Linked DNA regions of Homo sapiens: regions 1 and 2 are each linked to region 3. A link is a loop called in an ENCODE intact Hi-C map of the cell type or tissue named here. Cell type or tissue: endothelial cell of umbilical vein. All regions are shown on one strand.

The links. Hi-C counts contacts between places; a loop is a spot of excess contacts. Peaks named below come from ENCODE experiments on the same cell type or tissue, not always from the same donor. Only the 100,000 strongest peaks of a DNase experiment are listed, where the experiment ranks them.
Region 1: a loop joins it to region 3, with 7 times the contacts of the local background. A loop is called at or near these places in 3 of 110 quality-filtered maps.
Region 2: it touches region 3 in a loop (16-fold over the local background); 99 of 110 quality-filtered maps call a loop at or near these places.

What each region holds. Positions count from the first base shown.
Region 1 is chr6:142,759,295-142,767,294 of GRCh38, forward strand. HIVEP2 (HIVEP zinc finger 2) reads right to left here. Exons shown (of 10, transcript NM_006734.4): 7 at 5,505-5,680; 8 at 2,170-2,271; 9 at 478-1,373. Among named protein-coding and RNA genes, the nearest start is that of HIVEP2, 180 kb to the right of the region's middle. RefSeq lists an enhancer at 2,551-2,600. In endothelial cell of umbilical vein, no CTCF peak of the experiment used is centred here; a DNase peak (open chromatin) is centred at 4,107; H3K27ac peaks cover 753 bases.
Region 2 is chr6:143,424,194-143,432,193 of GRCh38, forward strand. ADAT2 (adenosine deaminase tRNA specific 2) reads right to left here. Exons shown (of 6, transcript NM_182503.3): 5 at 4,419-4,491; 6 at 1-4,313. The coding sequence ends at 4,270. Among named protein-coding and RNA genes, the nearest start is that of ADAT2, 23 kb to the right of the region's middle. RefSeq lists an enhancer at 3,276-3,345. In endothelial cell of umbilical vein, a CTCF peak has its summit at 3,199 (motif pointing left); a DNase peak (open chromatin) is centred at 3,118.
Region 3 is chr6:142,689,151-142,697,150 of GRCh38, forward strand. No RefSeq gene overlaps it. Among named protein-coding and RNA genes, the nearest start is that of HIVEP2, 250 kb to the right of the region's middle. In endothelial cell of umbilical vein, a CTCF peak has its summit at 3,899 (motif pointing right); DNase peaks (open chromatin) are centred at 4,031 and 4,491; H3K27ac peaks cover 1,227 bases.

The DNA.
Region 1 (8,000 bases), 70 kb after region 3:
CCTGTCTCAAAAAAAATAAATAAAATAAAAATTTTAAAAATAAAAGTTTTGGAAAGTCAAGGTTAACAGCTGAATCAGAATCCTTACCTGGTGATGAGTTATATAAGTGATGCCTAAATGTCCCTGTGAGTGTATGTCCATGCAGTCATGGCATTCTAAAGGTTCATCTTTTTTACTTACAAAAAGGCTTCAGCTTACGTCTATCATTAGTTAAGTTTAGAAAGCCTTCAGAAAGGCCTCACCTGTTCCCACTGGGAATGCACTGCTGCTCTGATGCAATACTACACTTTAGGTAATGCCACAGCCATGTTACTGACAATAGCATATGACAAAAATGTCTCCCCGCTATTTTCATTAGCCAGATTCACTCCACCCATGACAGATACCCATGTTCTACTAAACTTCACACCAGTGCATTATCAGGAGGACCAATGTGCTTCCACTTATGTATTAGAAAGAAAAGTGGATTATACTTACAGGAGGCCCCAATACAATTGGCTCTGCTTGCAAATACTGTCCCATGGACAATGGTGGGTTATGGTATAAAGCCCTTCTGGGAGATGGCGCTCTTATTGTGGTCATGTATCTTCTCTCTCTTCTAGGAGAGAGGTCTCTTCTTGCTGTGATATCTTTCCCAGGAGACACTGGCCTCCTTGGAGACAAATGCCTTCTTGGTGAAACATCTCTTTGGGACATCTCTCTTCTCAATGCAGCTTCCTTTCTTGGTGAAAGATGTCTCATGGGTGACAGATCTCTCCTAGGTGATAAATGTCTCCTGGGAGATAAATCTCCTTTGGGTATCAGATACCTCTTTGGTGAATTATCTCGACAGGGTGAAGAATCATATCCTGGAGAGGAATGGTGGCTTGAGGGTGAGAAGTCCCTGGGAGAGGAGCTTGGCTCTGAAGGTAGCATGCACTCCTCATCCATACAACTAGGTATGTCCAATCTGTCTTTGTCTGGTTCTGAGTCCGTACTTTTGCTCTGGAATAGCCTCTGGTATTCTGTCATCTGGGTATCTTCACATGAATCACTGGGTGTCATAAGCTGAGTAACTCGAATACTTGGCAAAGTAACCAAATAGCTGATCAACGAAGAATGTCCCAGGGAACTATCTGAAGGAACCCCGTGGGGTACGGCGCCAACATTCACAGGCAAGGAGGAGAATCTAGGAGGCTGAGGACTGGTGCTTCTTGATCTTGTTTTTGGTGTTAAATCTCCCTGGTCGTCAAAGTCATCTTCATCTTCATCATCATCATCATTATCATCTCCATCCTCACCATCTGATTCCTCAGCATCGGAGAACTGATGATCAGTTGAAATGCTGGACATGCTATGCTTCTCTGCTGCTTTGTGCAAATCTTCCAAATTTTCTGAAACAATTAAACAAAGATAATGGAGATCAAGATCCAAATATCAAGGTTAGGATCTTATTTAAGCCTCATTTCTTTCTAAACGCTTTTCCCAATCCCTAGTGCCCACAGATAGTTATGTCTGAGAACTCCTATAAAATGAGGCACTTACCTGTGTGACCCTGCGTTCATTCTATCTTCTTGTATATCTATTTGTTTTCATCCCCAACTTACAAGAAAGATTCCATAGTAGGACTTTATATCTCAGACATCATCCCACTCACAGAAAACCCTCAACAAATGAGCATGGATAATGTTAATTATGATGCTAGAGGAGAAAGAAAGGCAACAACCTGTCTCTGCAAGCTCAGGTACAAACGTATGTCTAAGTGATGTAACTCAGGAGGTCTGGCCAACCTTAATGATGTTTGTTTGCTAGTTTATTTGTTTTCCTACTGGGTTTCTTCTTAACTTGAATAATAATACATTAAAATGCTTTTCAAATTCCCCAAAAAGCCTCATAAAATCTAATTTGCTATCACAAAGCAAGTGCAATTCTATTCCCTTCATAGAAGGCTCTAAATATAAGTATTTTCAAAGTAAGGCCTTTTTTGCCCTCGGAGTCAAAACTGAAATGCATTTCTTCTCAGTAGATTTCAAGCAATTCAATGTGTCAGTTTTATTTTCTATATTTAGTATTTAATAAAATGAAAAGTGATCACTTTTTAAAAATATCTAAACTTATTTTACTACCTCAGCCACAGAGCTCCACTGTGCATAATGAAGAGGTCTGTCAACTCATTTATGACATACACACCTGCTTCCTCAGTTTCTGTATCATCCACCGATGTCATTGAGACTCCCAATTCCAGGCATTTTTTCATGTGTGCTTTAGATTTCATATGCTTCGTTAGGTTTCCTTGAAAATGTAGCAAAAAAAAGAGAGAAATTAATTGGTTATCAAATTAATAACTGCTGATAGCTGCTCCAAATTCAATGTGAAATGAACTAATTTTATTAAATTCATCATGTAACACAGATTTGTTTCTACCCACTACCCCTTGTTTCAACCTTAAGAAGAATAATCTGGTCTTTGAAGATATCAATCCCTGAGAGCTTTGGCCCAATCTCAGATATTCTTTATTCTAGAAGATATGTGGAAGTCCAGGCTCACATCTTTTCAAGAGTAGGCTCAAAGCAAGACTAGAAATCCCAGGCTTTTCTGCCTGAGAAGGGACCTCATATCTACCCAAATACACCAGCCTCCTGGGACTCCACAGAAACAGGAAACGCAATCTGGCCACACACCTCAGAGATACTTCAGAATGAAATATTCTCAACACACCCACTGGGCCCCTGACCTTCTGTGACTGATCAGGTACAGAGTAACCTCCAAGGATCTTCACCATTCAGAAGAAAAATACATACAAACTAATGTGAGGGCCAACCTTGTCAGTGCTCTGAAAGATCCATACAAATAATTAGCTAACTACTCATAGGGAGCATTATTCCCAGTATTTAGCATCTATCTGTCTGGCATATGTTAGCAAAAGTTATGACAGCAATTCCTAAAATTCTGGAGCAGCAACATTCCCTCTTTACTTATCTTCAGGCTCCTATCACACTAACAAAAAAGAAAGGTTTCATGCTGAATATGTTATAATGATAATGGCATATACAATTATATGTGTATATACATGTGTGGATATAAATTATATATATAATTTGTATAACTGCTTTATGAAATGTGAGAAATTTTGAAAACATTGTTCCAATCCTCGTTGACCCAGGATCTACAGAAGAATGCACACACACACACACACACACACACACACACACACACACACATACATATAAATTATATGCCATATAACTTATCAAAAGAGATTCAGGAACTAATTCAGTTGTAAGGCGCCTTTACATCACTTCAGTGAAAATAGCCATAATGTTATCTGTGCCCTTGACAACGCTTTAGCAATGTACCAACAAATACTTTAAGAGAAGGCTCTGTGAAATCTCCGTGGAAACTCAGCCTGCTAGCACAGTTTATTCCTCTGGTAGGGGTGTTCAGCTTGCTGTTCATGTAATATATGAGCCACAGTTAAAACTGGGACACTGTTGTTTATTATTTTACTCATATTGCTTTATTATTTACTTATTGCTTATATACTTATAAATTTTACATGCTGTTTTGAATAATTCCAAACAGAAATATTTCCAGGCCCCCACTCCTCCTATTTATCAAAACTTATATCTACCATTTTTTAAAGAGCCCAAAAATGTTATAGACATATCAAGAATGCTTAAATCTAGAAAATTAATGAAATGTATCTACAAATTAATAAAAATCATCACTTGTGCCAGAGTGCAAGTACGCTATGGATGTGTATAGGTATAGATGCTAAGCATATCGGGATAGTTTATTTAGATTTTAGTATGTGTTTCTTTCTCCTACATTTTTCTCTCCATTCCAAGGATAGTCAGGCTTTAGACTCCCATCTTCAGAATAGGTCTGTAGCTAGAAATCTGGATCTGAAACAATTCTACCATGGCTTTAGTTTGTTAAAGTCATGAGCTGCAGAAGTAATGTATAAGGACAAGGAGAGGGAAGGAGAGTGGCGGGGGAGGCCCCTGAAGAAGTGGCACAGACAAGGAGAAGGGATTGGTCATGCAAGGGCGTTCCATCTGTGCTCAGACGACAATGTGGGTTTGGACAACAGGCATTTCAGTCGGAGGTGAAAACTGGCAGGGTTTCCCAGGATGTTTTGCTCATTTTAAGATTCTGAGACATTTGCACATTCCCAAAGGGTGACAAGGAAACTCCAATAATGACCAAGAATAAATTATTTCCTTCAGGAGATGATGATTCAGAGGCAGACTTAATTTGATTTTTAAAAATATCTAGAGATGTGTCATTTCTTCATCCAGTTTTTCACACAACTATACCTGCAGCAAACTCATATGCCCAGTGAAGATATGTATCATTCGTAATGACTATTGAATTGCAATATTCCCTGAAACCAAAGTTTTTATTTTCTTATCTCCTAGGGAATCTCTTAGTAAAGTTCTGTATAAAAGGCTTGATTGTGCAGAGGTGAGTGGTATTTAAAAGGCCATATGATTATTTTTTGAGACACAAATGAACACATACTTTTTTCAGCTTCAAATGAGGCAATTCTATTACATAGATCTTTTTAATAAAAGAGAAACAGATATGTTGAGAGGCTACCCATTTACACTTCTAGCAATTTAGGATTTTCAGCTATAAAAGAATATAGGTATACATTTCTCTACCAAAGATAATTTTACTTGGTATTTCTTTTTCTTGAATGAGCAGATTAATCAATATGAAAATTTAAAGTGTTGAGGGGGTGCCTATAGTATCCACTAAACCTAAGGTAAAACACACTTCTGCAAAAGTCGAACAACCTCTAATTCACTACTGTTTGTATTCTGAGACTACCAGACTTATGAACATTTTCATAATATTATAAAAAATAAAAATATAACCGAAGCAACTTCCTTGAGTAAAATATTTTTACATAAATCTACCTGTTAAAAACAGATTTTAAAAAAAAATTTTAAGGCAAGTCCTAGTTTTATAAGACTAACAGTTATGTACTGAGAATCAGAAATTGTCTCTGTGCTGATAAAAACAGGGAACACAAGCTATCAAATTTCTATGCATAATTAATGCAACTGTGGATGAAGGCACCCACCTGGGAGTGTGTGGGTCTCTACATTATTTATAATCTTGAAACTGACCAAGAGCACATGTTTTCTTCCCAGCTGCTGCCTTGCTTCTCTAATACCACTGCATGTGCAGGATTTCAATACTGGTGTAAATATTATCTAGACCACATAACATTTCCAACATGAAGTAATAGCTATCCAGACAATTTGTAGCCACTTCCTTTGGAGACAACTGGCCTGGACCTATGTCTACTGCTCTTAATTAAGTCATAAAAGGAGCCTCACAGTCTCACATACATCCTTTGATCACTTACTTGAGGGAGAAAATATATTTCGTGGAATCATATTTTCACAAACAAACTATCTTTATTGTTGATGAAGGTTAGTTATAAAATAGCACTCAGAAATCTAAGTAGCCATAGAGAAGTATTTTTCCTCTCAAAAAAATCAGACTTGTACCTTTCGTTTTGAAGGCAAAGTTACATAACTTGCATACATAAGGCCGAACATCAGTATGGGTACGGATGTGTTTTTTGAGCATGCTTGGCTTCTTACAGCGAATCCCACATTCTTCACAAATGTACTTTCCCCGGCCACGTCCTCTGACATATACATAATCTTCATTCGATTTGTACCTGTTTTAAAAAGAGGGAATCCAGTGTGTTTTCAAATATTCTTAGCATGCTATATATTAAAGCAAAAGCTAATTATTTGCACGGCAAAGTTTTATGAGGGTCTTTTGCAGACAATTATTCAACTTTACTTCTACGAAGCCTGTGAAATTTATGCAGTAAATGGCTGAAAGAACTAGATAATAGATTTGGCACTGTAAACAAAATGTAATGCTCCATGGAATTCAAAATGGAATTGGCTTCACTATTACATGTGAATTTATAGAGTTGGGAAGTAGATGTTCAAAATGACTTATGTAAACCTCAAAGAGCTGCAGACCTTTGGACTGGATTCTAGTATGGCCTCCAATCAAGGGACATACAAAAAGCATACCAACATGTTCATCATGTATCTTTTGTTAACATTACATCATCTAAGATGTACATGTACAAACATACAACCCTCTAAATTTGCTAAATTAAGTATAACTGATAATAGAATTCTTCATTGCAAGTTCCTACTCTATTTTTACAATCCTGGCACGAGAGTGCCTCAGAAATTTCTAGTTTACACAGGGTGAGCTCAGCTCACCAACTGTTGTCTACAGATTTGATCTGCTCTTCCCAAAGACCATGAATCTGTAATAATGTGGAGTCTAAATTTCAACTAGCTTCTTCAAGGTAGTTACATAATGAAAACTAGAGATTCTATTTTTAATCAAATTTGCATTTGTTTCCAGAAGGGTTTCATAGAGATGTTTGAAAGGATATCTGAGGTCATCTTGCTTAATCAAATCGGCTAGAAAAACAGTCTTAGGTATTTTCTTTGATAATCAAGGGAAGAAATCTACCCAATGCTCAACCATTCCATTTTAGAATACAATAAAACATAATTTGTCATAAGATATAGTAGTAGTATACGGACTAATTCAATGACTGTCATTATCTCTTAAGTCAAAGCTAGGCTAGAATTTTGGGTCTAATGTTATTTTTGGAAAGACGCTCCATTTGGGGAGTTCTTTTCATAACTTCCAAAGGTAAACTGACATGCAAAATGCCCTAATCCACTGTGGATTTAGTTAAAGGCACTAAATTTACAGTTTTTTTACATTCTAAGAGCATTGCAAACTTCCTCATTTTATCCTAGCTAATCCACAAACAGGAATAAAGGCAAGTTTAACTTCAGTCATCCAATCTATTGAAATAATTTTAAGAAAGGAAATCCATCCACATATTTAAACAGCAACTCTGTTACGGATTCACATCTAATCTTAACGTTATCTACTTTTTGGTCAGTACCAATCCAGATGAGAGTTAAGTAGAAACTATTCAAAACTATGAATAATCAATTTTGCATGTCTTCCGTTCCTTTAAATTTCCCCCCTTTTACCAGGAATTTTGACTTCCACTTGTTCTTCAAAATTATTTTGAATTTTATCTTTGTCTTTTGCAATAAAGTAGAAAAAACCCTAAAGATGCAAATGTCTTTCACCTTTAAATTTCACTATTCTCTGCCCCTAACTAGATGAAATTGCTTAAGACATATAGACTAAAACAAATACTTTTGTACAAAGCTAATTTTCTTCAAGGAAGGATACTTCAAGCTTACTATAGCCTGCCATCATAGTGATGGGAAATGCATTTTATCATCAAGCAGTATAATTTTATTTTCAATGTCTTAGCTGATTAACTTGCTTCCAGAATGAAAATACAGTAAAATTCTGTATAAAATATAATGATGTATTAGAGAAACTGGTATAAATAATATATCATACAACAGTTCTACAGGCCCATGAATCTACTTGATAAGGTAATTGATGGATTTTGAAAAACATTCAAAGCTGTGTTTAACTAAATTATTGAATTTATTATTAAACCTATCAGTTAGACAATATACACTTACAATTTTGGTCAGTAATACTTTTTATTTTTTTAGCTATCACTTTGCAATTGCCAAAATAAGAGGAGGTAACACAAGGTTTGGAAAAAACACTTGGTCACCACTGGGCAGAAATTGGGCCACAGATTAAGAAGTAATGGGACACAGCCCATAAAACGGGGCAATTAAAGGAGGAGGAAATGAAATATGGGCACAATCCTTTTGGATCACCAAAACACAGCAATAAAATGTTCACATACGCTTTTTCACTTGTGTCCTTCGTTAGTGGAGATGGGCTCCCCAAAGCATACAGTAATTGTGGAGTTCTCGCTAATCTATTGGTGCAAGTACACTGCTATGAAGGCTGCTGAATGTGAGAGGGTTGATTCAGTCACAGGGACCTCTCAGTCTCTGAGGAGAGATAAAATCTATATTTCTCTCGTTTGTGTTAAAAGATGGGGGATG
Region 2 (8,000 bases), 740 kb after region 3:
GAAATAGTTGGCAGTTGTCTTCATAGATGAAGTCAATGTAGTCTTATTCCTTTGCCAAAAGGCAGAGAAACCAATTCCTGGTGTCTGGTTTCCCTGGGGCTATAAGGCCAGTTCACGTAGGACCACTGGGAAAGACAAGCTTTGGCATCACCACAGATTTTTAACAAGGCGCTATACTACTTTTAAAAAAGATTTAAGTAATTTTTTCAAGAGCTTTGGCTTTTGCTATTTTTACTGACATTTTGAAAGTAGCAGTGCTTACAACATTTTAAGTCTAGATGTCTCTATGGAAACCCAAGATAACTCATATTTTATGACCAAATGACAACCTACCTAGAGTGTTTATCCCATTGGATCACCATAGGTCATCTGCAGTATCAGAAACATCTTAGGTCTATTTTCCAAAACCCTATCTTATCAGGCATAATGAAATTTATATAATTATTACTTTTGCTGAGGAGGAAATTAGGAAGGAAAGAATTTATTTCTCAGGCTTAATTTTGATGCTTATTAAGATATCACTATTTAAAACATTCTTATTAGAAAAATTTTTTTTATCAATTTTGGCAGACAGTAAAAGAGGAAGAATGCAATCAAATAATTTAATAGTTGCTTTGAAATTTATGTCATTAATTTTCCTCCTCTCCTTTCCATCAGTGTCAAATACATTTTCTGTTTAAAATGTAACAGCTCCTCTTCCCACAGACTGCTTATTCATTGCAACAGAGAAAAAAGGTAACTATATAGTGAAGGAATAGGACAACACCTTGACCAGATGACCAAAATTGACATCACCTTGGTGTGACGGCCTTTGTGTGCCTCCAGATGTGATATCCTGTGAGGAACTTAACATCAACCAGCACCTGAATCTAATCACAAGAAAATATCAAATAAATTTAAAACAAGGACCATTCTATTATTTAAAAAAAGAAGAAGAAAACAGAAAGGAGGCAAAATGACTGTATTATTTAAAAATGTCAATGTCATAAAAGACAAAGAAAGCCAGTGAAAATGTTCTAGACTAAAAGAAGCTAAAGGCAGACCGGTGCAGTGGCTCACGTCTATAATCCCAGTGCTTTGGGAGGCCAAGGAAGGAGGATTGCTTCAGCCTAGGAGTTCAAGACCAGCCTGGGCAACATAGTGAGACCTTGTCTCTACAAAAAAAAAAAAAAAAAAAAATTAGGTGTGGTGACATGAGTCTGTGGTCCCAGCTACTCAGGAGGCTGAGGAGGAAGGATTGCTTGAGCCAGGTTGAGGCTGCAGTGAGCTGTGATCATGCCACTGGACGACAGAGTGAGACCTATCTCAAAAAAAAAAAAAAAAAAGAAAAAGCTGGATTCAAGACAAGTAAATGTAATGCTGGACCCTAGACTGGACCTGGGATTATAGGGTAGTGGGAGAACTTCTTTACAGGACATTATTGGGTCAGCTGACAAAACTGTAATACAAATGATAGATTCAAGTATATCAATGTTAAATTTACTTAAGTCAATAACTATACTGAAGCATTTCGGGGTAAAGGGCCATGGTGTGTTGTGTTTGTGTGTGTGTGTGTGTGTGTGTGTGTGTGTGTGTGTGTGTGTGTATTTTATATATATATACTTTTCCCAGTAAAAAGTTTAAAGAAAAATTAAGAGTTCTTGCCTACACTGAAGCTCTTGGCCATCTATTTTCTCTCCATGATACTCCAAATACAACACAGGAAGAGATGGTTGTGCCAAGTAACAAGAAAGCACAAAGATATTTTAACATGATCTTTTATCAGTGATTGAAGCCTACCAAAGCATTACATACCACCCATTCTCCACAGTTTGTTGCAAAGACCAGCAAACACTGGATAACTCTAGCAGCTTCTAAATGTAATCATTTCCCCCTAATTTCTCTCAACAGGGCAGTGATTCTAAAACCTTTTTGTATCTCACCACTTTCAGAACTATTTTGTACACAAAACAAGTCTTTCAGCTGGTGTCTTGGACAGGCACTATCAGTATCAATCAATGGAATTCAAGCTGTTGAACTAGGACATCTTAATATTTTAACCCGTGTCTAAGTAGCTGGGGAATGTGGTACTCAGGAAGCTGAATGACCTCAACATATATCCATAATTCCTCACTGTCACTTGGAAATTGCTAGCAGAATTCCATAGAGCTAATGTCTATGACACCCTCAGTGGTCCTGCCCTCCAATCTGCAGTATGCCATATTAATGATTTTCTCCCAAAGCGATGGAGGGAACTGTGCCCCAGTCCAAACATTTAGGACAGATTTTCGATAGGTTAATTACTGAAGAGGGAACCAAAAAGATGGTAAACCACAATTAAATTGTTCAGCTATGCTTCAGAATCAGGAAACACTACTTATCCATCATTCTCCAAAACAGCAAAGACGGAACATATGTATATTGTTAAGTCTTTTCTATCCTTCCCTGTCTATCACTTTATTATTTCCTTCATTCTTTTAGTAGCGACAGTCTCTGGGCTAGAATGCTCATATACTATTTTCGGCTTTGGCTTTTTGTCCTAGATAGTCTTCTTATTCACTTTTCCCCAAATTTCAATCAGTAATTTCATTTAGCAAATGTTTACCAAGAACCTACTGGACATAAGATGCTCAGCCAGACTTACTGGGTGGTACTCTAGAGAGGCAAAACTCCAGGTTGGTTGTCCTACAAATAATCCCCAAGAAAATGATATGAACACAATAAATGCAATGAAATCTGCTTGCAGGAAAGCATAAGAAGCCAGAAATGAATTACGACCAACTGCAAAAAGGAACAAACTAGTAGAAGCACTAAAATTCAATGAGAAGATAATTTTTAAAGTGGATGAAATTGAAGGTGCATGTAACATTATCACAGATTTAAAATCATGCATATTCTCCATAAAACTTTTCAAATGCAGTTAAACACACACACACACACACACACACACACACACACACACAAAACCAAGCAATTATAAGTCCTCTGAAGCATGTAACTGTGATTAGCTGCTACTCTCAGCAATATAAAAATACTTTCACCACAATTACATTCCAGCCTGTAATGTAATTCAAAACAAACAAGTCAGAGACATCGCTCAAATGACAGAACCAACAAATACAGATGCTTTGCATCAAGGAAATGAATCTACTGAAGAAATGCAACTGAGGAGCAGCAGCCCCTCCAGGGCCTGGAGCTGAGCTTCTGGTGGAACGGCGAGGCCCCCTTCTGGGCAGAGGCACACAGTGCGCCCAGAGGGCTGTGCAAAGCTGCCCTGTAGTCATGGAGGTGAACTGGGGACTTCCTGCTGTGGATACCCTTTCCAGTGTTGTGTTCAAAATTTTACATTTTAGATTTTAAATTTATTATATGGATTATAAAAGAAATAACCATTTGTTTCAGATTAAATTGATCATTCTATTTTTCAGTCAGCATTCTCACCACCAAATGGCACCTATCCCCTTTACCCTGTGTTCCTTTTGCTTTTTGCCATAACTCTTATTGTCCTCCAATAAACTGTGTAATCTATCATATCCATCTCCCCTTGCTAGAATATAAGCTCCATGAGGGTGGGATAATTTGGTTTTTTGCTCAATAACAATTGTCCCATTTATGTCTTTATCTTTTAAGACTATTCATCTTCAAATAAGACATAAATAAGGTTTTATTATAGCAATATGCTATAATTTTTAAGTGACAACTCAAGCACTTGTTTTAAAAGTATGCATTTTTTCTAAATGCTTTATAAAAGCAAAGTCTTTTCTAAGGACCATATAATTATGGTCTCTATATACACAACTTATATACAATTTAGAGAGAAGTCACAGCCCCCAGTGCCCTGGAAGAACATCGTAGCTGCAAAAAATGAAGAATCTGATTCTGAAATGCCAGTCCTGGAGAAGGTGTTCTCAGGGTGGCAAACTGCAGTCCAAACACACTCCAGGTCCCTGGGTCTGGCCACACATTCTCTAAGAAGTCAGCACTTGCCTGGACTGGGCACTTGTGGCTAGAAGGGTATGCACTACTTGCTAATTTCTAAAACCTCAAACCTTAATTTTCCCCCATCTTAAAATGGGAATCAGCTTCTGGAAAAGCTAATAACTGTTTACAATTGTCAGACTTCTAAAAAGTGCTAATTTGTTCCCTTAACAGAGCAAATGATGAGAGACACCATTTTCCTGCAGATTAAAAACAATATATAAACATATGATTCAACGATGTCAACAGCTTTCAGTCTATGAATCTTGTCCAGGTCACTTTGGGTCACTTGGTTCTTTCATCAGAACATGTTCAAGATTTCTGACATTCCTTTTTCCGAACTTTCGATTTTGGTGCTGTGAAAAGAATAGAAAAGAAAAAGAAAATGAAGAGGTAAGCTCATAGCAGATTCTCTTTGTATGGATTTAAGGGAAGGACATTATCCACAACAGAAAACTGACCATTTGGATTTTCTTGTTTGTAGAAGGTCTTTAACATTTCCACTGCTTCCTCAGCCCGATATCCAGGGATACACTGATGGAATGAGAAAGTTGAGAATAAACATAGGCCTATGAAAATGTGTGCTGTATCCCATAAAAACAACATATATATACATGATTATGTAAACAGATTTCAGATGTTAATAAACTTTGGGGATATTAGTAACATGGGTAAGGAGGTACACTTCCAAAAGATGTTTGATATATCATCTTTTTCATTACTCCCAATCAACTGTTATTAGGCATCACTCCCAATCAACTGTTATTCATCCATTAACTATTATAGAAGTTACCAGCTTTGTGATCTTGGGTTAGGCACTTAAACTCTCCATGCCTTATTTATACAATGCTGGCAATAATAGCACTTACTTCAGGGGATTTTGTGAGGATTAAGTGAGATAATACCTGTTAAATACCAGGCACATCATAAGTGCTCATTAAGCATTAGTTATTTTTATCTGCTCCTATTTACTAGTGGTCCATTAAGCATTCCATGCTATAGAGCTAGGGTTGGCAAATTATACTTGGTGGACCAAATCTGTTCCATAGCTGAGAACTGTGAGCTAAGAATGGTTTTTATATCTTAAAAGCTTTGTTAAAGAAAAAAAAAGACTAGGTGACAGAGATGTAAGCGGCTCACAAAGGGTGAAATATTTACTAGTTAACCCTTTGCAGAAAAAGTTTATCAACCCTTGCTACAGAGGATTTTAAAAAATAAAATACAGCTTGTTCTATCTTTAGCATCTAACTGGGGAAAAGAAATCATAACATGTGAAAGAATAAATAAGAAATTGTGCTAACAGTAAGGAGTGTTATATGAAATATTACCTGAAGAACATGAAACTTGAACTTGCCTTAGAGATAGAGAATATTTAAAGAGGCTAAGCAGAGCATTTCAGGGAAAGGGCAAGAAGAAGCCTGGGTTGTGTGTGAGGAAATCAGCTGACAGAGGAGGAGACTATTAAGGAAGCATAAGGAAAGAAAGACAAAAAATTGGGGTAAAAATATGTACGGCTTTGAAAGCTTGTCAGAAGAGTTTGGACTTAAAACCAAGCACCCTTCTGAAGTGCATGAAGTGACACAATGAGCATCTGGAAGGAAGGAGCCAGAAAGCATAGGCACAGAGGACAGGAGGACCAGCTACTGTGAGATGCTGTTCAGAACGAACCTCCCATTCTCCTGTGTCTTCAGTCTGCCCTTGCCTGGGCCTCCGACACCTGCATAAACCTTCGCCATAACAAATAACCTTCCATCCACCCTGTCCCGTCAAAGGCTGACACCCTGCTCCTGCCTTCACTCCTCAGTGGCCTCATCTTCACTGGCTTGAGTTCCCAGCACTTCACTGAGTCTGCCCTCTCAGAAATCCCCAGGTCCCTACTGACCAAAACACTTGCCTCCTTTCAGATTCCTCAACTCTGCAGTCCTGGAGGCAACTGGCCACACCTGCTCTGTCTGACCGCTCTTGCCTCCCTTGGCTTCTCAGCATTTTACCATCCTAACCACTGCCAGCCAGTCCCGTCACAGCTGCCCCCTGCTTCCTGCTGTGTTAAGTGCTGGAGCTCCCCAGAGGTCCCCCTCCACTCCACTCGCACACTCAGAGCCCTCTCCTCTTACGTGGGATGAGAGCAGTGGTTCTCAACCATTGCTGCTCAGGAGAACCAGTTGGAACTCTCTGGAAACACAGCACTGTTGGCCCCCTGCCTTCTGATTCAGATGGTCTGGGGCAGGGACTGAGCAGAGTCAGGCACAGAAGCCTCCAGGTGATTCTAACGGGCAGTCCGGGATGAGAACTGCTGAGTTACAGGCCTCGAAGGAAACTGCACCGCCCTAACACACCAATATAATATATTATTTACATTTTCAAGTATCCATTATAGCAACAAATTTGTGGTGTTAATAAAAAGCAAACATTCATAATAATTTTTTTTTTTGAGACAGTCTCACTCTGTCGCCCAGGCTGGAGTGCAGTGGCGCAATCTCGGCTCACTCACTGCGAGCTCTGCCTCCCGGGTTCAGGCCATTCTCCTGCCTCGGCCTCCCAAGTAGCTGGGATCACAGGCGCCCGCCACCATGCCCGGCTAATTTTTTGTATTTTTAGTAGAGACGGGGTTTCACCATGTTAGCCAGGATGGTCTCGATCTCCTGACCTCATGATCTGCCCGCCTTGGCCTCCCAAAGTGCTGGGATTACAGGCATGAGCCACTGCACCCAGCCATAAAACAAAAATTTTAAAAAACAGAGCAGGTGTTATAATTAATCACCATCTTCTTTGAAAAGAATAGTTCTGTAGGCCTCTAGAAATTTTAATGCTGCTTATAATACAGCATGAAAAGAATCTGCAATTCTGCAGTAAGAAACAGTATCCCACCTCCCAATCACCTGCTGCCTCCTAAGCCCAGACGAATTAAAAAAAAAGAATACCCAGCATTCAGAGCCTGGGCCACCACTGTTCTCCTTAGAATCTAAAAGCACCTTTAAAAAAACCATAATTTGGCATTCAGCCTGGAGATATGGCTGCAAGCCACAGGCATTGATTTGCAGCTGAGCCGATGTGGCTAGGTATATACACTGCAAATGAACTTGTTTTGGTTCTGCTGCATCGACTACAAAGATGTGTGAGAAAGGACTGTGTTTGTGCCCTCATGTCACTGACATGTTGGAGAGAAATATTCCACCCATGTATGACATCAAAAGACTCATCTTTGTTCTGCCCAGAAACTGAAAAATTATTTAGATCATTCTCATAAAGGAAATATGGAGTCAGCAATTCATTTGCAAAGAGTTATGTAAGCAAAATTTGAGCTACTAACAGAAGTGATTGGAAAAATCAAATCACTTTCTAAATGTCTTTAATGATCAAACCAATTGTATCCTTTACTCTCCATCATTGCATTACAATTTCTTTTCTGATGTAATGTTAAACAGCATTTATTCTCAAATGCACAGAAGTTGATAGGAAAGCTAATGTTGAGCTAGAAAACTCAAGAACGTTTTAAAAACTCGTTCTCAGTGAGACTCAGCCAAATTTAGTCCTTCATAGGTCCTTAAAGTATTCTAGGAACCCCTGAGGTTTTTGAAGTGAACTGCCCAGCCATATCCAGCATCTGTTAAAGCTTTTTCTTTTTAAAGCACAATACTTTTACATTAACCTTACATCTTGGAGAGAAAAACAATCAAACCAATTAATGAAAGTAGGGGTATAGTCACAGGCCAAACTCTGAAATACAAATTCCTTTTGTTCATAGTCTGACCCATAAAAACTTTGGGAGAAGTGGCAAGATTAAACGGAAAGGAGAATTTCTAGGAGACTAAAGACATGGATTCTTAAGTCTGGGGGAAATTTCAACATTAAAAAGACACACAAAAAAAGACATGAAAATACAGTGATTGCTAGATACTAAAATAAGGATGTGGCAATCAAGCAAAATGATTAAATTTGTACAAAAATATTGTGTGTGCTGTAAATAGTCTCTAGCGTCACTGACACAGGCCAAGCATCACCAAACTTGGTAGAGCATAGAGCTGGTAACGTTCATTGAATAA
Region 3 (8,000 bases):
TCAAAACCACAGCAAAATAGCACTTCACATATGTTAGATTGGCTATTACCATAAAAACAAAAGACAACAAGTTTTGGTGAGGATGTGGAGAAAAGGGAACCCTTGCACATAGGTGATGGAATGTAAGTAAGTTGGTACAGTCATGATGTAAAACACTGTGGAGGTTCTAAAAAATTTTTTTGAATAAAACTACCATATGATCCAGCAATCCCACTTCTGAGTTTATATCCAAAAAAAAAATTGAAATCAGGATCTCAAAGAGATAGTGCACAACCATGTTCACTATAGCATTATTCACAATGACCAAGACATGGAAACAACCTACATGTCCATCAGCAGATAAATGGATAAAAAATGTGGTCTATACACTCAATGGCATATTACTCGGCCATGTGGAGATCCTTCCACATGAAACAGCATAGATGAACCTGGAGGACATTATGCTAAGTGAAATAAGCCAGTTACAGAAGGAAAAAATCCTGCATGATTTTTCTTACATGAGGTAGCTAAAATAGTCAAACTTAGGGAAGCAAAGACTTGGACAGTGGTGCCAGGGACTGGGTAGAGGCAGAAATTGGGAGCTGTTGTTCAATGGGTATGAAGTTTCAATGATGCAAGATGCATGAGTTTTAGAGATCTGCTTTACAACACTATGCCTATAGTTAACTGCACTGTGCACTTAAAAATTTGTTAAAGAGTCTGGGTGCGGTGGCTCAGGCCTGTAATCCCAGCACTTCGGGAGGCCCAGGCGGGTGGATCACCTGAGGTCAGGAGTTAGAGACCTGCCTGGCCAACATAGTGAAACCCCATCTCTACTACAAATACAAAAAATTAGCCAAGCGTGGTGGCAGGTGCCTGTAATCCCAGCTACTTGGGAGGCTGAGGCAGGAGAATTGCTTGAACTGGGAGGCAGAGGTCGCAGTGAGCCGAGACTGCGCCACCGCACTCCAGCCTGGGTGACAGAGTGAGACTGCATCTCAAAAAAAAAAAAATTGTTAAAGAGAGTATATCACATTAAATATTCCTACAAAAATAAATAAATAAATGAATATTCTTTTTAAAAAATGTTTATTTTATTTTAAGTTCCAGATACATGTGCAGGACCTGCAGGTTTGTTACATAGGTAAACATGTGCCATGGTGGTTTGCTTCACCTATCAACCCAGCACCTACGTATGAAGCCCTGCATGCATTAGCTATTTATCCTGGTGCTCTCCCTCACCTCCCTTGCCACCAACAGGCCCCAGTGTGTGTTGTTCCCCTCCCTGTGCCCATGCGTTGTCATTGTTCAGCTCCCACATATAAGTGAGAACATGCAGCATTTGTTTGGTTTTCTGTTCTTGTGTTAGTTTGCTGAGGATAATGGATTCCAGCTCCATCCATGTCCCTGCAAAAAACATGACCTTGTTTCTTCCTATGGCTGCATAATAGTCCATGGTGTGTATGTACAATAAATATATATTCTTGCCTGATACAAACACACAGGTACACAAAGGTGCACAAGGAAACTTTAGGAGGTGAATATGTTTCTTGCCTTGATTTTAGTGATGGTTTCACAGGTGTATGCCTATATTAAAATTAATCAAACTGTACATTAAATATGCCAATTTACTTCAATAAGGGAGTTAAAAAATTAAAAATGAGACTGGTGGGAAGACCAGAAAGCAGTCTTCACATATTTAAAGGGTTGTCCTGCAAAAGAGGGATCAGACTTTTTATTGCATCTGGCTCTGGAGGACAGAGAAAGGGGCAAGGCATATAGATTATAAAGAGGTAAGGTTTAGCTTGATAAAAGGAAAAATCCTAATAATTATAGCTATTTAAAAACGAAATATGCTTATTGAACTTTTAAAGGTGATATTATGGACAAATACTTAATGAAAAAGGATAAAAGATGGTTCTAAAACATGAGTAGTACAATTCTTTTAGAATAAAGGTGTGCATACCCATGCACGCATGTGCACGCATGCACATGCACACACACACACACACATACGCACACCTGGGCACATACATCAGAATGTTCATGGTGTTTATCTCTGAGTGATAGTATTACAGATATTTTTAATTTTTATTTTGTACATTTTGGTTTTGTTTTCTAAAATTATTACAGTGAATGCAAATTATTTTTCTTATGACAGGAAAACACTGTACAGCAAAAATGGTTGTGGGACCTAGGGAGTTCTATTTTGTTGGAGGTGTTTGAGCAGAACCTGTAGTTGCTGTTGATAACTCCCAGGATGTTGAAAAGGAGACTGTTATAGACAGGAAGATGGCTATTACCTCTTTTAACCTCTATGGTGCTTCAGATTCTGAGAATCTATTGCACAAAATAATAATTATAACTAATAATTATAACCACTATAACTATTAACATATAACCTGTAGTTATTAATAGTTATGATTAATAAAGTCATAGAATCTCAGATTTGTCAGGGAACTCAGAAGTCAACTTTCCCAGCCAATGTAAGACAGTATGAAAAATCCTTGGCCACACATGCGGATAAAGGATTGCCCATGGCTGGGAATGTATATCCTTTCCTGCTGCTCACTGGTCTACACTAGCAGGTAAGAAACACATTTGTCTCTAAACACCCAGCCCAGTGGTACATGAAATGATCTTCATCTATTTGTTTCTCAAGCATGAAATGATAGCCTACACACAATCTTTTCATATTGTAGTCACTCTGTGATCTTTCAAAATGAAAATAAAGAGGTCTTGTCACTAGGTGTACAATCTATTTTCCTTGACTTGAAATCTCATCTTTTATTTCTTCAAAGCACATAAGGACTTTATCTTTAATTCTATCTTGTATTCTGTTATCAAATCCATTTGTTGTTGTTCTATGTCTGCTCAGGATGTCTGAACATTTTTACATAGAGTAACTTTAAGTGTGAACCTAAGTCGAATTCAAAACAAGACATCTAACTCTAAGAAAAGCCTTAGGTAAAACTTTGAATATATTTATCTTGAATGCTACAAGATGTCCAAATTATCCCTAGACATCCTCTCTTCACTTTCTTCAGACACCTAACCCTTCCTCCCTCTGCCACCTCAAATTCAAAATTCACACTTAGGAGAAAGATTTGTAATTTTTTCAAATCAAAGCTTATAGTAGAAGCCAATCAACTAATTCTGTAATTGTCTCTTAAACACCCTAAACTATGCAGGACCACTTCATTGCAAAAACAAAATAAACTCTTGAAATCACAAGGTAATATATAGCAATTAACAATTCAACATTACAAACAGTAAGTGCTATTGGTAAATGCTACTTAAGTTCAGGAAATAAAAGGTAATTATCTTTGAGCTGACAAATTTACCGCACTACCAATAAATGAAGGAATTACTGTATAGTGTGCTAGCAGGGATCCTGGGAGATCTGGTGGAGATAGAAGTTCTAGCTGAACTTCAGAACCCTCCAATACAAACAGGCTTATCTGAGGGGACAGGTCAGTCCTGCACACTATTGCAAGTGTTATCAAAGTGTGGTCCACGGACCAGCATCCTCTACACCACTTGGGAGCTTGTTAAAGGTACAGAATCGAGGGCCCCGTCCAGAACTAGTAAATAAAAAATCTAGATTTTTAACAAGCTCCCAGGATGATTATTCATATGCACATTGAAGTTTGAGAAGCTCTGGTCTACACAGTGGCGATTCTGCTCAGTTTCTTCGCATTTTAGTCCTGGGCTTTCAAAGCTACTTGCTTTTTTAAATCAACTATTAATTTGTAGCCTACAATTGTCACAACTGCAAAATTAACTCATTACTTAACTTTATTCTATTTCTCATGCATTTCCCCCTCAACGTCCCTTTTTCTCCAACGGTGGTCCCTTGAGAATGACAGATTTTTCACCACCCAGCAACCAAGGCACTACCCCACATCCTACACGAGGGGGCGCATGAGGACTAAGATTCGGGATCTTCTAGGCCATCTTCTCCACAGTGATTTTTATCAGCGACGGCCCCCTTTCTCCAGGATTGGTTTCCCAATGACATCACTTGGAAGCATGAAGAGTTGCTAGAATCCTCTCCTCCACTCACAAGCCAGGCATTTCCTGAACCCTTGCTGCGTTCGCCGCTTTCCACCCCATACCATTTCCCTAAGAGACAAGCATTCAGATGATCTACCCCCAGGGGTCCCAGGGAAGGAGGGAGAATCATTGCTTTAAATACAACGGCAGATCAGAGGGCCCTTGGTCAATATCCCTGCTCTCATTTCTCCTGTGTTTCATCTTCCATCAGGTCATACAGCCTTGAAAGTCTTTGACACATCACCCCTCCCTTCAGATCCCCACCTCTCCAATATTTCAGCAGAGCTTGGTCTTTTATAATCTAATTTTAAAAAACTCTTGCTCCATTCTGTTCTTTTACTGCAAACAGAGAGTAGCTGAGTGAGTGGCGTGAGGATGAAGAGTCCAGAGCTGAGGCTTGTGGATTTCCTGGGAAGTTACTCACTCAACCTTTGGCCTGGGGAATAATTAGAAAAATGAATGTTTCATTCCCTTGAGAAGGCTTTTTCTTTGTCCACTGGAACCCAATACTGGCGCTGTGGCTGTGTTTTAGAGAGTGTCTAGTGGCGCTAACTTGCTAAATCCATGAGGTTTATCACTGTTATGCACAGTGCCCACCAAGTGTTGGCAACAAGCAACTCGTAAATGCATTTTGGCAATTACTATGAAATTTTCAGTGTCATATGGGTCTTCCACCTCCTAAAAGCTTTTGTCCTGATGAAAGCTTTTATTTTAACTGTAGTTTTTCCCTAATAGGGCTCTATTTCAAACTTTAACAGTTGTAATTATTTGTATCAACGTGCAATCCCACACTTAAACAAATTGGAGCCCACTCCAGAACAAAATTAAAATGGCTTCAAAGAATGACAGAAAAACATTTCTTTTGGCAAGGAATAACAGGAAGGCAGAAGGAATACAGGAGAGATCCAGTGGAGAGGATAAAGCAATGGGAGGCCTTTCCACATGTGTAGCCTCTTAAAAAAATTGCTACCATTCCTTATGTTGCCTATGCAGGATACAACCCTATCTCTTAGTAAAAATGGTCTCCCCACCCCCACAATTCTTGTGGCTATTACCAAACAGTGCTTCTTATAAAAGAAAAAGAATATGACAAAGCAACCACAAGGAAGGTTAAAAAAAAAAGATAAAACCCGGGGCTAGAATACACCCAGTTGATGCTCAATAATGATTGACTTAAATGTTTGTGTGGCACAAGGTACAGAGTGGATTTCTTTCACATCAATCTGGAAATTCATAGCTTCTTCAGGCTTCTTGTCATACATATCGTGTGAAATATTTTATGACACGGCTCTGTGGATCCTGAAATGCTCGGTCCCGTTCTGTCTGAAAGTAGCACTTCTCTCTTCCTGTTGGGCCCCTCACCAAGAGCCCTTAGCGTCTGAGGCATCTCCCTGGTTATACTTTCATCAGATGGTGAAGCGGCCGTGCATTCATTGCACTTTCCCCCCAACACAAGCACTTTCATTGTTATCATTTACTGATATCAAATAGAGAAGTAAGTCAGGTGAATCATCATATACTGTGTATTTATCACAAAATCGAGCCTACCCTTTATGCCTGGGAGAACACTGGCATGACCTAGTTCACTTCCCTAGGGCTGGATACCCTTCAAGTCTTCCTCCGTGAAGGAGAATCTTTCTCCTTGTATGAGCCAAGAACACATTTTAGTGCAGCATTTCCTTTGTAGTTCAGATCTATTTTAATTGGGTAAATCTTTCATTACATAAATACAAATATTAGCAGGGGCCAGATACTGTATCAGGCTCACCAAAGCCAAGTGGCTGGAGGTGCTGTGCCCCACCAATAGGCTTTTTTTTTTCCACTGTGATAATTTCTGTTCCTTAACATAGGACATCAGATAGAAACCATTCCATTTGCAGACAAGAAAATACATCTACTGTCCAATCTACATGTATTTGTATGGCCGGGAGGAGAGGGTAGACCATTCCAGGCCTGGGAAGCCGTCCAGGGAAACAGGAGGAAGAGAGCCAGGGAAGTGTGTTTAGAGTAGAGAGAGCATGATTAGACTCAAGCAAAGGAGCACATCACAGGAGGAAAGAATAATTATTTTGGACGAGTGGGCAGGATAGTTTGGGGAGTGCCCTGAGAGCTAGTAAGGGGTCATGGTCATGACATCATAGGCAGTTGGGAGCCCTGCCAGACTTAGAGTGGTGGCATCTGAAAGAGACTAGGGTTAGGCATGCAGAGTGGATTGGGGCTACAGAAATCCATGGCAAAACTTATTCATGTCTTTTTAAAGTCTTTTTGGTTACAAGCATCAAAGCCAGCAAAGTTTGGCTAATCAATAAACAAGAACTTACTGTAAAGATGCAAAGTCATCCTCAGAAGTCAATAGCAGATGTAGCCCTGCCTCTTTTGACTCGGTTCATTCTTTGGCATTGCCTTTTGGTTTTCTCTACACACTGACTTGTTCTGATTCTCCCTGCGTATGGCCACCATGGCTCCAAAATTCATGTCTGAGCCAAACACAGACGCTGATCTCTAGTTATCCATTTCTTTAAGTCCAATTCCAAATTCCCAAGAGAAAGATATTGATTGTCCAGCTTGGGTCAGTGAGAACTCTGATGCAATCTATGGCCAAAGTGGAAGAGTCATGGTGGATGCTCGGTTACTTGGCCTTCCCTTTTGTGGAGAGGGGGATGATTCCTTGAGAAATGGTGTCATAGACTGGGAAGGAACTCCAAAAGATGTTTACAACCACCTGCCAGAAGTCTGCTGGTGTATTTTAATACTGCCATCCTGCAAGCTCAGTGTCAGTAAGAACAGAAGAAAGGGATAAATAGAGGTAATGTTTGTCATATTTCTAGAAACCGGACAGGTTTAGGACACATTGGAGTGCCAGCCATGGGAATAACATCAGGATAGAATGGTCTGGGCAAAGCTGAATGGGAAGAGGCATTTCCACAAAACTGCCCAAGGCAGTGGCACTACTAGGTTCAGAAGAATTCAGAGACCCAGGGAGGGCTGCTATTTAGAATAGCTCAGAACATCACAAGTGTGCTGGCTTTCCACTTTAATGTGAAGCTGGGTGTGGAGTTTTTAAAGCTCTATGCAAGACCTCACTGTTCCCAAAACATGGAAGGAAGTGTTTGACCTCAGAACATTCTCATATTATTAATCAACACACCAAATATTTACCCAGGACCTAGTCTGTGCCCAGTGCTGTTCGATACTGTAGTGCTCGGTCAGTGCTGTAGAGACAGAAGGGCCATCCCTCTGCTGTTGTAGAAAGTCCCTTCAGGGGTTCTGGAGGGAGTTGGGTGCCAGGAAGTTTCCCAGACTCCTCTCAGCCTCCCTTCCCAAACTCAAAGAAACGTGCTCCCTCCACTCTCCTCTTCTGCCTGCCAGAGTTTCCAGATTTGTTCTGTTTTGCAGTTGCGTCAAGCCACACTCAATTCCAATCCTAGCAGAAGGCATAAATTAACATTTTATTATGCGTGCTTGTTAGGGTCTCTTAAAGCAGACATGCAAATTCGAGGCTCCCATAGTAAATTAGGGCATACCCAGATTTTGCTGAAAATAAATCAAGTCGCCCTGGCCAAACCCTTGGAAAGCAGCACTTCTCTGAGCTATCCTGGGACAGATGCTCCCCTCAGCTCCTGCCCCAGGTTGTTTACCCTGGCCCCTGGCCATTTCCTGCCCCGTTTGGCACCCAGGTCCTCTCTGTCCAGCTGCCACTGGCTCATAGGACTCTTGGTCGACTTTCACTTACAAGGAACCAATTTCACAAGCAGCTGTAGGTGAGCCTTTTACGGGCCTCTGGCGAGTGAGTGAGAGGCCTCGGGCCTTCTCCCACAAGCAGCTGGACAAATATATCTGCCTTGGCTTTCCAGGGGGACCAGCTATTTTGAGGCTCCCCTTTGATTGACTCTTCCTACTACTGTGCCTTTAATTGCAGTTTATGGATCTTAAAACCTTATAGAACAGGAACTTCAAGCTAGACA